2 separate regions of the Homo sapiens genome follow, and region 1 is linked to region 2. The links are chromatin loops, found by intact Hi-C in ENCODE. Cell type or tissue: chondrocyte. All regions are shown on one strand. Links, peaks and the distances in the headings refer to the core of each region. The heading gives the core; the rest is flanking DNA.

Region 1 (5,369 bases), core at 61-5,060, 500 kb after region 2:
TGCTCTTCACAACAAAAAAACAGCTGGGCATGGTGGTGTGCACCTGTGGTCCAGGAGGAGCCGTGATTGCACCACTGCACTCCAGCCTGGGCCACCGAGCAAGACCCCATCTCTAAAAACATAAAAGTAAAAATAAACCAACCTAGGTCCTGAGACCCAGTGCTGGAGGACCAGAAGCTATAGCCTTATGTTTCCGCAGTTGTTGTTTTTTTTCTTTTTTGAGATGGAGTCTCACTCTCACTCTGTCACCCAGGCTGGAGTGCAGTGGCACAATCTTGGCTCACTGCAACCTCCACCTCCTGGGTGCAAGTGATTCTCCTGCCTCAGCCTCCTGAGTAGCTGGGATTACAGGCGTGAGCCACCATGCCTGGCTGATTTTTGTATTTTTAGTAGAGATGGAGTTTCACCACGTTGGCCAGGCTGGTCTCGAACTCCTGACCTTAGATGATCCACTCGCCCAGCCACATTTCCTCCTAAGGGTCTTCCTAACTGTGGTGACTACGTATTGTGGGCAGCCCTCATTTAAAACAATCTGTCTATGCTTTTTGTTCTGGAAAATATGGACAACATAACTACACAAGTTATGATCTAGCCAAAGTGCTTCTGAATTACCAAATTATGGGGTTTCATTAGAAGAAATGACAGCGATAACATGATTAATAGGAGTTTTTTTAGCAGAATGCCCTCATGTTAAGCCTTCCGAAGCCTTTCTTTTAAACCCCTAGTTTTTCTCGCAATGATGTTATTTTTGTTTTTTAATATGGAAGACTAGAGGTTACTCTCAGTCAAAAAAATATGAAACAGTTCACTAAGACCCACAGAAAACCCTACCGTCTGCTTCTCCTACAGAGCGTTTAATTAGTATTTCCTAGATAAGGAACGTAGATGGTCGTGGTAAAAGACAGCTATTTTCAGGCACGGTTTCTCGTGTGCTTTAATTACAGAAAGCACTCCAAAGACCTCCGCCAGCTGCAGCCCTGCCCCTGAGTCCCCGATGAGTTCCAGTGAGTCGGTGAAGAGCCTGACCGAGCTGGTCCAGCAGCCCTGTCCCCCCATCGAGGCGAGCAAGGACAGCAAGCCACCAGAGCCCAGTGACCCGCCAGCATCCGACTCCCAGCCCACAACCCCGCTGCCTCTCTCCGGACACTCGGCCCTCAGCATCCAAGAATTAGTAGCCATGTCCCCGGAGCTGGACACCTACGGCATAACCAAGCGGGTGAAGGAGGTGCTGACGGACAACAACCTCGGTAGGTTCTCCTCTCGGCTGCTGAGTCAGGAGGTGGCAGGGAGTTTGCAGGAGGAGCAGGTGAAGGGCGGGCCCTAGGCCAAGCCAACCACAGAGTCTCAACTTGTGTAGGCACCCTTTGAGAACATGAAACATCCTATAGTTGTGAACAGTAAGGAGCGTGCCGTCTGCAGGTCAGTCCCCACCTCCTCCCCACCCTGCACCCCCACGGGGACCAGTTAGAAGATGAGCATGGAGTCAGAGTGGACTCGGGAGGATCCACACAGACTGTCTCTTTTTTTTCTTTTTTTTTTTTTTTTTTTGAGACAGTCTTGCTCTGTCACCCAGGCTGGAGTGCAGTGGCACAATCTCAGCTCACTGCAACCTCTGCCTCCCCGGTTCAAGTGACTGTCGTGCCCCAGCCTCCTGAGTAGCTGGGATTACAGGTACCTGCCACCACTCCTGGCTAATTTTTGTATTTTCAGTAGAGGTGGGGTTTCACCATGTTGGCCAGGCTGGTCTCGAACTCTTGGCCTCAAGCAATCTGCCCACCTCAGCCTCCAAAATTCTTGGGATCACAGGATCCCAAGCCAGGCATGAGCCATCGTGCCTGGCTTAGATGTATCTCAATAGAGACAGTCTGAGTAAGTCCAGATTTCTTGAGGCCACAGTCTGAGACCAGCCTGGGCCACATAGCAAGACCCCATCTCTACAAAGAATTTTAAAATTAGCTGGACATGTTGATGTGCACCTGTAGTCCCAGCTACTCAGGAGCCTAAGGTGGGAGGATCACTTGAGCCCAAGAGTTCGAGACCAGCCTAGGCAACATAGCAAGACCCCTTCTCTATAACAGATTTAAAAATTAGGCCGGGCATAGTGGCTCATGCCTGTAATCCCAGCACATTGGGAGGCCACAGCAGGAGGATCGCTTGAGTCCAGCCAGGAGTTCGAGACCAACCTGGGCAGCATGGCAAAACCCTATCTCTACAAAAAATGTAAAAATTAGCCGGGTATGGTGGTGCACGCCTGTAGTTCAGCTACTCGGGAGGCTGAAGCAGGAGAATCGTTTGAACCCTGTAGTTTTAGGCTGCAGTGAGCTATGACCATGCCACTGTACTTCAGCCTGGACAACACAGTGAGATTCTGTCTCAAAAAAAGAAAGAGGTAGACACCCATTAGAGCCTGGCATCCTCGGGGCTCCAGAGCTGGGCAGCGTCCACCCGGCAGTGCCAGGATGGCTTAGTGGAAGGTCTAACGGACCCCGGTTCTCACTCTGCTCACTGAGTCCGTGATGCTGGCCAGGCTGCCTGCATTCTCAGATCCCCCTCCACGAAACTGGAGTAACCACGCCTGCCTGGGAGCAGTGAGTAGCAGCATTTTCTAGCACCAGGCCCGACTGGTAATAATAGTCATTGTTATTTTATCATTGCTGTTCCCGCTGCCTTGCGAAGCCATCTCCATTTCACAGCCCACAGCTGGGGCGGGCAGCCCCTGGGGAACTCACTCCGTCACCCTGGCATCCCACCGTGCCTCAGACCTGGCCTCGGCCTGGCACATGCTCTAGCCCCCTGGGTGCTCGGCCTGGGTTGGTTGTCTGTGCTCTGTGTCACTGGTCATCAGCTGCTGTGGCTGTAAGAATGTTACGGTGTTTCATCTTTTTTTTTTTTTTTTTTGAGATGGAGCCTCACTCTGTCGCCCAGGCTGGAGTGCAGTGGCGCAACCTCAGCTTACTACAGCCTCTCGGCTCACTGAATGCCGGGTTCACGCGATTCTCCTGCCTCAGTCTCCCGAGTAGCTGGGATTACAGGCATCCGCCACCGTGCCCAGCTAATTTTTGTATTTTTAGTAGAGACAGGGTTTCACCACGTTGGCCAGGATGGTCTCGAACTCCTGACCTCAAGTGATCCACCCACCTCGGCCTCCCAAAACACAGGGATTACAGGCATGAGCCACCGTGTCTGGCCTTTTTTTTTTTTTTTTTTTTTTTTGAGACAGAGTCTCACCGTCTCACTCAGGCTGGAGTGCAGTGGCACAATCGCGGCTCACTATAATCACTGCCTCCTGGGTTCAGGCGATTCTCCTGCCTCAGCCTCCCAAGTAGCTGGGATTACAGGTGCCCACCACCACGCCTGGCTAATTTTTGTATTTTCAGTAGAGACAGAGTTTCACCATGCTGCCAAGGCTGGTCTCGAATTGGCCTCTGGCCTCAGGTGATCCACCCACCTTGGCCTCCAAAAATGCTGGGATTACAGGCATGAGCCACCACACCAGCCAAGCCTATTTTGTCATTTTAAACCACCGTGCTCCTCCAGTGTGGTGTTAACCAGGCAGGGTTCCCTGGTTTAGGCACGCGGAGATTGGAAACCCACCCTTTCTATCTTTATTTCCCAAGGGTGAAAGTCAGTTAAAGGGGCAGTGTTCTCTGCAGAGCATGTAAGCACAACCCTACCGAGTGGTTGCAGTTTGTCTGCTGCTCATGGAAAGGCCTTGTGTGTCTTTTCTTTCTCCCATGGGATGAGAAGAGAAGGGAGGCCGAGCATGGTGGCTCACTTGAGAATGACAGGTGGCCTGTAACCCTAGCACTTTGGGAGGCTGAGGCAGGTGGATCACCTGAGGCCAGGAGTTCGAGACCAGCCTGGGCAACACAGTGAGACCCCGTCTCTACAAAAAAAAAATTTTTTAAAAATTATTATCCAGGCATGGTGGCACCCGCTGTAATCCCTGCTGCTTGGGAGGCTGAGGTGGGAGGATCACTTGAGTCCAGGAGGTTGAGGCAGCAGTGAGCCACGGTGGCATCACTGCACTCCAGCCTGGGCAACAGAGCAAGACACTATCTCAAAAAAAAAAAATTAAAAAAAAAAAAAAGAACAGAGTAGCTGAGTTCCACTAAAGTTTGCTCAGTGATCTAACAGCCTGGAGGTTAGGCCAGCTTGTCCAGTGGAAGCCTCCCATCCCCATGTCTGTATGCAACAGACAAAACAGAATGAGAGAAAAAGTCATATCAATGAGACCTTATATAATTAAGTCAATTCATAAAAATAAAAATGTAGCTGTTGATTTGAAAAAATGGCTAATTCCCATATGTTCATCAGTTATTGAATCATGCAGGGATTCCTAGACTTGAGTCATCTCCCACTTCATAGCTCGTCACACATCCAAGGAAGCAGACCAGTTGCATCACTCCTGCCCACCTCCTTATAGGAAGTGGCATTTCGTGTAAATGTTGAAAATCAGATAGGGTCTAGCTCTGTTGCCCAGGCCGGAGTGCAGTGGCACGATCATAGCTTACTGCAGCCTTGAACTCCTGGGCTCAAGCAATCCTCCCACCTCAGCCTACTGAGTAGCTGGGACTACAGGCACACACCCCAAGCCCGGCTATTTTTTTTTTTTTTTTTTTTTTGAGATGGAGTCTCGCTCTGTTGCCCAGGGTGGAGTGCAGTGGCGCGATCTCGGCTTACTGCAATCTCCGCCTCCCAGGTTCACGCCATTCTCCTGCCTCAGCCTCCCAAGTAGCTGGGACTACAGGCGCCCACCACCATGCCCGGCTAATTTTTTTGTATTTTTAGTAGAGACGGGGTTTCACTGTGTTAGCCAGGATGGTCTCAATCTCCTGACCTCGTGATCTGCCCGCCTCAACCTCCCAAAGTGCTGGGATTACAGGCGTGAGCCACTGCGCCCAGCCTTTTTTTTTTTTTAAATAGAGATGGGGTTTCACCATATTGCCCAGGCTGGTCTCAAAACTCCTAGGCTGAAGTTATCATCCATGCCACCATCATTGCTGGAGTTTTCCTTGATGTTGGTTTTACTGGGTGAAGGTTTGTAGCTTTCTTCAGGCTCTCAAATGGGTCTGTAGCCCCAAAACAATTAAAAGTCATGGCTAGGAAACATCTAGGAGTCATACAGATAATTTTCCAGGAATAATCATCTGATTTTTTTTTCCCCATTCAGCTGGGAGGCCTAAGCAAAGAGCAACTAGCTATTCATATATATTGCTTTCCCGAACATAGCAAGCTCCTTGAAATGAAAATAGATTCTTTTACCATGTTAGCATTAAGTAAAATTTTCTCTTTTTTTTTTTTTTTTTGAGATGGAGTCTCGCTCTGTCACCCAGGCTGGAGTGCAGTGGCACGATCTCGGCTCACTG
Region 2 (5,369 bases), core at 235-5,234:
TGACCAGCTATCTCTCCGCTCTCTGGTGAACTATCCCAAGCCAGACCGTGGTTTTGTAATTTGAAGTCCAAGGCCGTGAATCAACATAATCTACTTATCAAGACCAAAGGCTGCGGTCGCCGTGCATGTAGAAGGAATAGCTCACAGTGCGTGGCGCCTTCATGCCGGAGGGCTGGGCCACACCCTGGTGCACACTGGGGGTGGTGCCCAAGGATCCTGCTGGACTAACCAAACACAGCCCTGGGCCACACCTTCCCACAGGCCTCTCAGCCCTCTCAGCTCTTCCACTTGGAGCCTGAGAGTCTGACACCCCCCACCTCACCCCCAGTCAGCTCTGTGACTCCCAGTGCTCTGGCTTTGGGATTTGTTTTGTTTATTTTAGAGACAGCGTCTCTCTCACTGTGTTACCCAGGCTGGGGTGCAGTGGCGCCATCATGGCTCAATGCAGCTTTCAACTCCTGGCTCAAGTGATCCTCCCACCTCAGCCTCCAGGGTACCTGGGATGACAGGCATGTGCCACCATGCCCAGCTAATGTTTTAAATGTTTTGTAAATGTAGGGGGTCTATGTTGTCCAGGCTGGTCTCGAACTCCTGGCCTCCAGCGATTCTCCCACCTTGGCCTCCCAAAGCCTTGGGATTATAGGTGTGAGCCGCCGCACCCAGCCTGGCTTTGGCCTCGGCATTTACGTTATGTTGTAAAACACAAAACTTCAATCAGGGCCAAGTCTTTCAGCTTAAAACCCTTCAGTGCCTTCTGGGGATAAATACTGAGCTCTTGGGCCCAACTTGGTTTGACCCCTGGGAGTCCTACCCCTACTGGGAGCCCCCACAGCTCATCCTCCCCATGGCCCCTTCACTCCAGATACATGGGTCTTATTTTAGCTCTTTGGTTTTTTGTTTGTTTGAGATGGAGTCTTGCTCTGTTGCCCAGGCTGGAGTGCCGTGGTGTGATCTCAGCTCACTGCAACCTCCGCCTCCCGGGTTCAAGTGATTCTCCTGCCTCAGCCTCCTGAGTAGCTAGGATTACAGGTGCACGCCACCATGCCCGGCTAATTTTTGTATTTTTAGTAGAGACGGAGTTTCACCACATTGGCCAGGCTGGTCTCAAACTCCTGACCTCGTGATCCACCCGCCTTGGCCTCTCAAAGTGCTGGGATTACAGGCATGAGCCACCATGCCTGGCCTATTTTAGCTCTTTATAGTCCTCCTGTCCCCTCTTACCTGTGAGCCTCTGGGTAACGTCTTCAGCCTGTTATCTTTGCATCCAGCTAATTAGGTCACTTATTCCTACAGAAACCCATCTTTCAAGGAATGGCCATCCCTGCCAAGGCCACTGAGCCCTGTTGACCCTGGACTCTCTCCTGTCTCTTCCCTGGTGCTGGCCAGTGTGTCCACGTTGCTGTGATTGCTGAATTAATGTCTGTCCCTCCCTCCAGGCCGTGCATGATGACACCCCCTGTAGCTGCCATGGAGCCCAGCACCCAGTGGATATGCAAAAAGCCCACGTAGGCCGGGCATGATGGCTCACGCCTATAATCCCAGCACTTTGGGAGGCTGAGATGATCACTTGAGGCCAGGAGTTTGATACCAGCCTGGGCAACATAGTGAGACTCCATCTCTACAAAAAATTTAAAAATTAGCCACTCATGCTGGCGTGCACCTGTCATCCTAGCTACTTGGGAGACTGAGGCAGGAGGATCACCTGAGCCCAGGAGTTCCAGGCTGCAGTGAGCTATGACTGCACCACTGCACTCCAGGCTGGCCAACAGAGTGAGACCCTGTCTCTGAAAGAAAAGAAAGAAAAGAGGGAAAGAAAGAGAGACAGAGAGAGAAAGAGAGAAAGGAAGGAAGGAAGGAAGGGAGGGAGGGAGGGAGGGAGGGAGGGAAAAGAAAAGAGTGGAAAATTCAAGGTTGGTGTAAGCTGAATGAAAAAGCATTGTCCTGGAGTTGCACTTAAGCCCATTCCTGTTTTCAGCTTCTCGAACTCTCCCATTTTTCCCAAGCATAAATTGATCCCAGTCCTCCTCTACCTATAACCCACCAAGAGCTTCCCATTGTGATTATAATAAAACCTAAGCTCCTTACCATCACTCACAGGCGACATCACCTACAGGTCCTACAGGGACATGGTCCCTGCCTCCTCTTACATCACAGTGGGAAACTCTTAGAGGGTTCTAGGGGGAGAGGCGTCTTCCCTCCTGGATTGACATTTCAGCCACTTTGTGCCCCGACCCTCTCCAAGTTCATTTCCGTCTCCCTCTCTGCAGGGCCAGGTGATTCAGAAACTGATCGCATGCCAGAGAACCAACGACCCACTGCCCTTCAGCCTCTTCACAGGGGCATTTGCAAGAGAAGGAGTTTTTCTTTTCACCAGCGTCATTCGGAATTGCCAGGACAAGGTGATAATAAAAAGCAGACGGCTTTGAGTAATTTTATTATTGTTATTAAATTGGCTACAGACAAGGCATTCCCTCATTACCTGCACCTGGGAGGGACCACTTGCACCACTGCCAGCCCCAGCTCCAAAGGAAGACGTCCACCATCCGTCCCTCCACTGGGCAGGTATAGGAACAGAGGATGTGACCTCATGGCCACCCCATAGGGTCACCTGATACAGAATGAGGCAGGCACCAGCATGGATTTTATGTCACCCCACCAGGGTGATGAGGGGGGCAGCAGGCCCTCAGTCATGTGGTCACAGGGCAGGATTTCAAGGAGTATCCACATGACAGGTTTTTGATTTGGGCCTTGGAAAGAAGTAAGGTATCCATGGCCAGGTGTGGTGGCTCACACTTGTAATCCCAGCACTTTTGGGAGGCCGAGGTGGGCAGATCACCTGAGGTCAGGAGTTCGAAACCAGCCTGGCCAACATGGTGAATCCCCGTCTCTACTAAAAATGCAAAAATTAGCCCGGCATGCTGGTGGTTGCCTGTAATCCCAGCTACTCAGGAGGCTGAGGCAGGAGAATCGCTTGAACCCGGGAGGCGGAGGTTGCAGTAAGCCGAGATCGCATCACTGCACTCCAGCTTGGGTGACAGAGTGAGACTCTGTCCCAAAATAAATAAACAAGCAAACAAACAAATAAATAAAAGAAGTAAGACACCCACCACACACCCTTCTGTCAGCTTCCTCTGTGACTAGTGTGGATGTTCTCAAAGGCAGCAGAACTCTAGGACCATTCCTTTATTTTTTTCTTTGGAGAGGATCTTACTCTGTTCCCCAAGCTGGACTGCAGTGGCGCAATCCTAGCTCATCGCAGCCTCCAATTCCTGGGTTCAAGCGATCCTCCTGTCTCAACCTCCTAAGTAGCTGAGACTACAGGTGCATGCCACCATGCCTGGCTAATGTTTAAATCTTTCTGTAGAGATGGGGTGGGTAGTCTCGCTATGTTGCCCAGGCTGGTCTTGAACTCTTGGCCTCAAGCCATCCTCCCACCTAGGCCTTCTAAAGTACTAGTATTACAGGCCTGAGCCACAGCTTTTGGCCTAGGACCCTTCCTTAGAGTCCCTGCTGTGAAGCTGGGCTGGGCTGCTGAGGGGCCATGGCAGATGCTGATTACAGGGAACAAGAGCAAAATAGGAAGAGCCTCTGAGCATCCTTCCCTGGCTGTTCCCTATGCTTGTCCTTCTCCTTGCCCCAAACCTACACCTATTCCCCACTCTCTCAAGGAGGTCCAGTTCTGTGCATTTTATTTTTTTTAAGAGGTAAACTGGAGCAGGCTGGGCGCAGTGGCTCACGCCTGTAATCCCAGCACTTTTGGAGGCTGAGGTGGGCAGATCACTTGAGGCCAGGAGTTCGAGACCAGCCTGGCCAATGTGGTGAAACCCCATTTCTACTAAAAATACAAAAATTAGCTGGGCATGGTGGTACACGCCTGTAATTCCAGCTATTCAGGAGGCTGAGACAGGAGAATCGCCTGAACCCAGAAGGTAGAGGTTGCAGTGAGCCAAGATCGTGCCACTGCACTCCAGCCTGGGCAACAGAGCAAGACTCATCTTTAAAAAAAAAAAAAAAAAAAAAAGATGTGAACTGGAGCAAAGTTACAGCCAATGGGTGCTGGTCACATGCCAGCAGGGGTTTTTTCATTTTGCCTCTCTGGGAACCCTCATATTCCCTGTACCCCTGCCCCCTAACAACAGAGTGAGCTCCATGACAGCAGGAAGAAGAGACAGGACTGGGGAATGGATCAAACAGGGTCCTGCTGAATAACTAGCCAGGCAGTGGAAATGCTTCTGAACAGTAAAATTTCAACAGAAACACCAGAGAAAGGAGATGCCGGCCAAGTGGGCAGAGAAAGCTTGGCCCGGAACACAGCTTCCCGTTCCAGCTTCCGCAGGGGGATTAAAGACAGATTCGGCCGCTCACATCCAGCCCTTGTGAGGGGCCCGCCGCTGCCCCAGGCATTAACACACACCTCCTGATTCATTTTGTCCTGACCACAGCCCTTCGGCATGCCCATTTTACCGGTGGTGGCACTGAGTCTCTGAGAAACGTAATGATTGCATAGGGAAGCCAGGCTCTCTGCCGGCCGGGCCGGCGCAGGGCTGTTTTCAAGGGAAACTGAAACCTGAAACCTGACCTCCCTGCCCTGGCTCTCAGCACAGCCTCCTGCCACCCTCCCACTATCCCCACCCTCACCCCCCGCCCCCCGCCACTCCCATCCCCCTTCTCACCCATCTGCCTGCAGGCTGGTGGCTGGCCACTACTGGAAGACTTCCAGGCGCTCTCCCCTCTCCAGTCCCTGAAACATTTTGGAAGAAGGGAGAGGCCGGGAACTTTGGGTCCAACATGAAGGACATTAGTAGGTGTTAGAAAAAATAGTCAAGTGTGAAATAAATTCCTGCAAACCTCCCGGCCTTGCTGGGAACCTTCGCTTCACCATCCGACAAACCCACAGCTAATAAATCAGAGGCGGTGACCAGAGCTGGAATGACCAAAACAGCCTGAGCTGGATCCACACAGAGCCTCAGAGGGGCAGAGAAGGGAGCCCTCTGGCCACCTGCCCTCTCCTGTAGCGCCAGCTCCCTGAGCACTATTTTTTTTTTTTCCAAGACGGAGTCTCACTCTGTCATCCAGGCTGGAGTGCAGTGGTGCAATGTCGGCTCACTGCAACCTCCGCCTCCCGAGTTCAAGCGATTCTCCTGCCTCAGCCTCCCAAGTAGCTAGGATTGCAGGCGCGTGCCACCACATCTGGCTAATTTTAGTATTTTTAGTAGAGACGGAGTTTCACCCATGTTGGCCAGGCTGGTCTTGAACTCCTGACCTGCAGTGATCAGGAGTTCACTGCAGTGATCAGGCCCGCCTCGGCCTCCCAAAGTGCTGGGATTACAGGTGTGAGCCACCTCGCCCAGCCCTCCCCACGCTTTTTG

What was found. A loop is a pair of places that touch in the nucleus more often than their neighbours do. Peaks named below come from ENCODE experiments on the same cell type or tissue, not always from the same donor. Only the 100,000 strongest peaks of a DNase experiment are listed, where the experiment ranks them.
Region 1: a loop joins it to region 2, with 3 times the contacts of the local background. A loop is called at or near these places in 13 of 110 quality-filtered maps.

What each region holds. Positions count from the first base shown.
Region 1 is chr7:102,226,423-102,231,791 of GRCh38, forward strand. CUX1 (cut like homeobox 1) reads left to right here. Exons shown (of 24, transcript NM_181552.4): 21 at 945-1,247. Among named protein-coding and RNA genes, the nearest start is that of SH2B2, 58 kb to the right of the region's middle. In chondrocyte, for the core only: no CTCF peak of the experiment used is centred there; DNase peaks (open chromatin) are centred at 1,239, 2,509 and 2,749.
Region 2 is chr7:101,729,458-101,734,826 of GRCh38, forward strand. No RefSeq gene overlaps it. Among named protein-coding and RNA genes, the nearest start is that of CUX1, 85 kb to the right of the region's middle. RefSeq lists an enhancer at 3,885-4,783. In chondrocyte, for the core only: no CTCF peak of the experiment used is centred there; no DNase peak of the experiment used is centred there.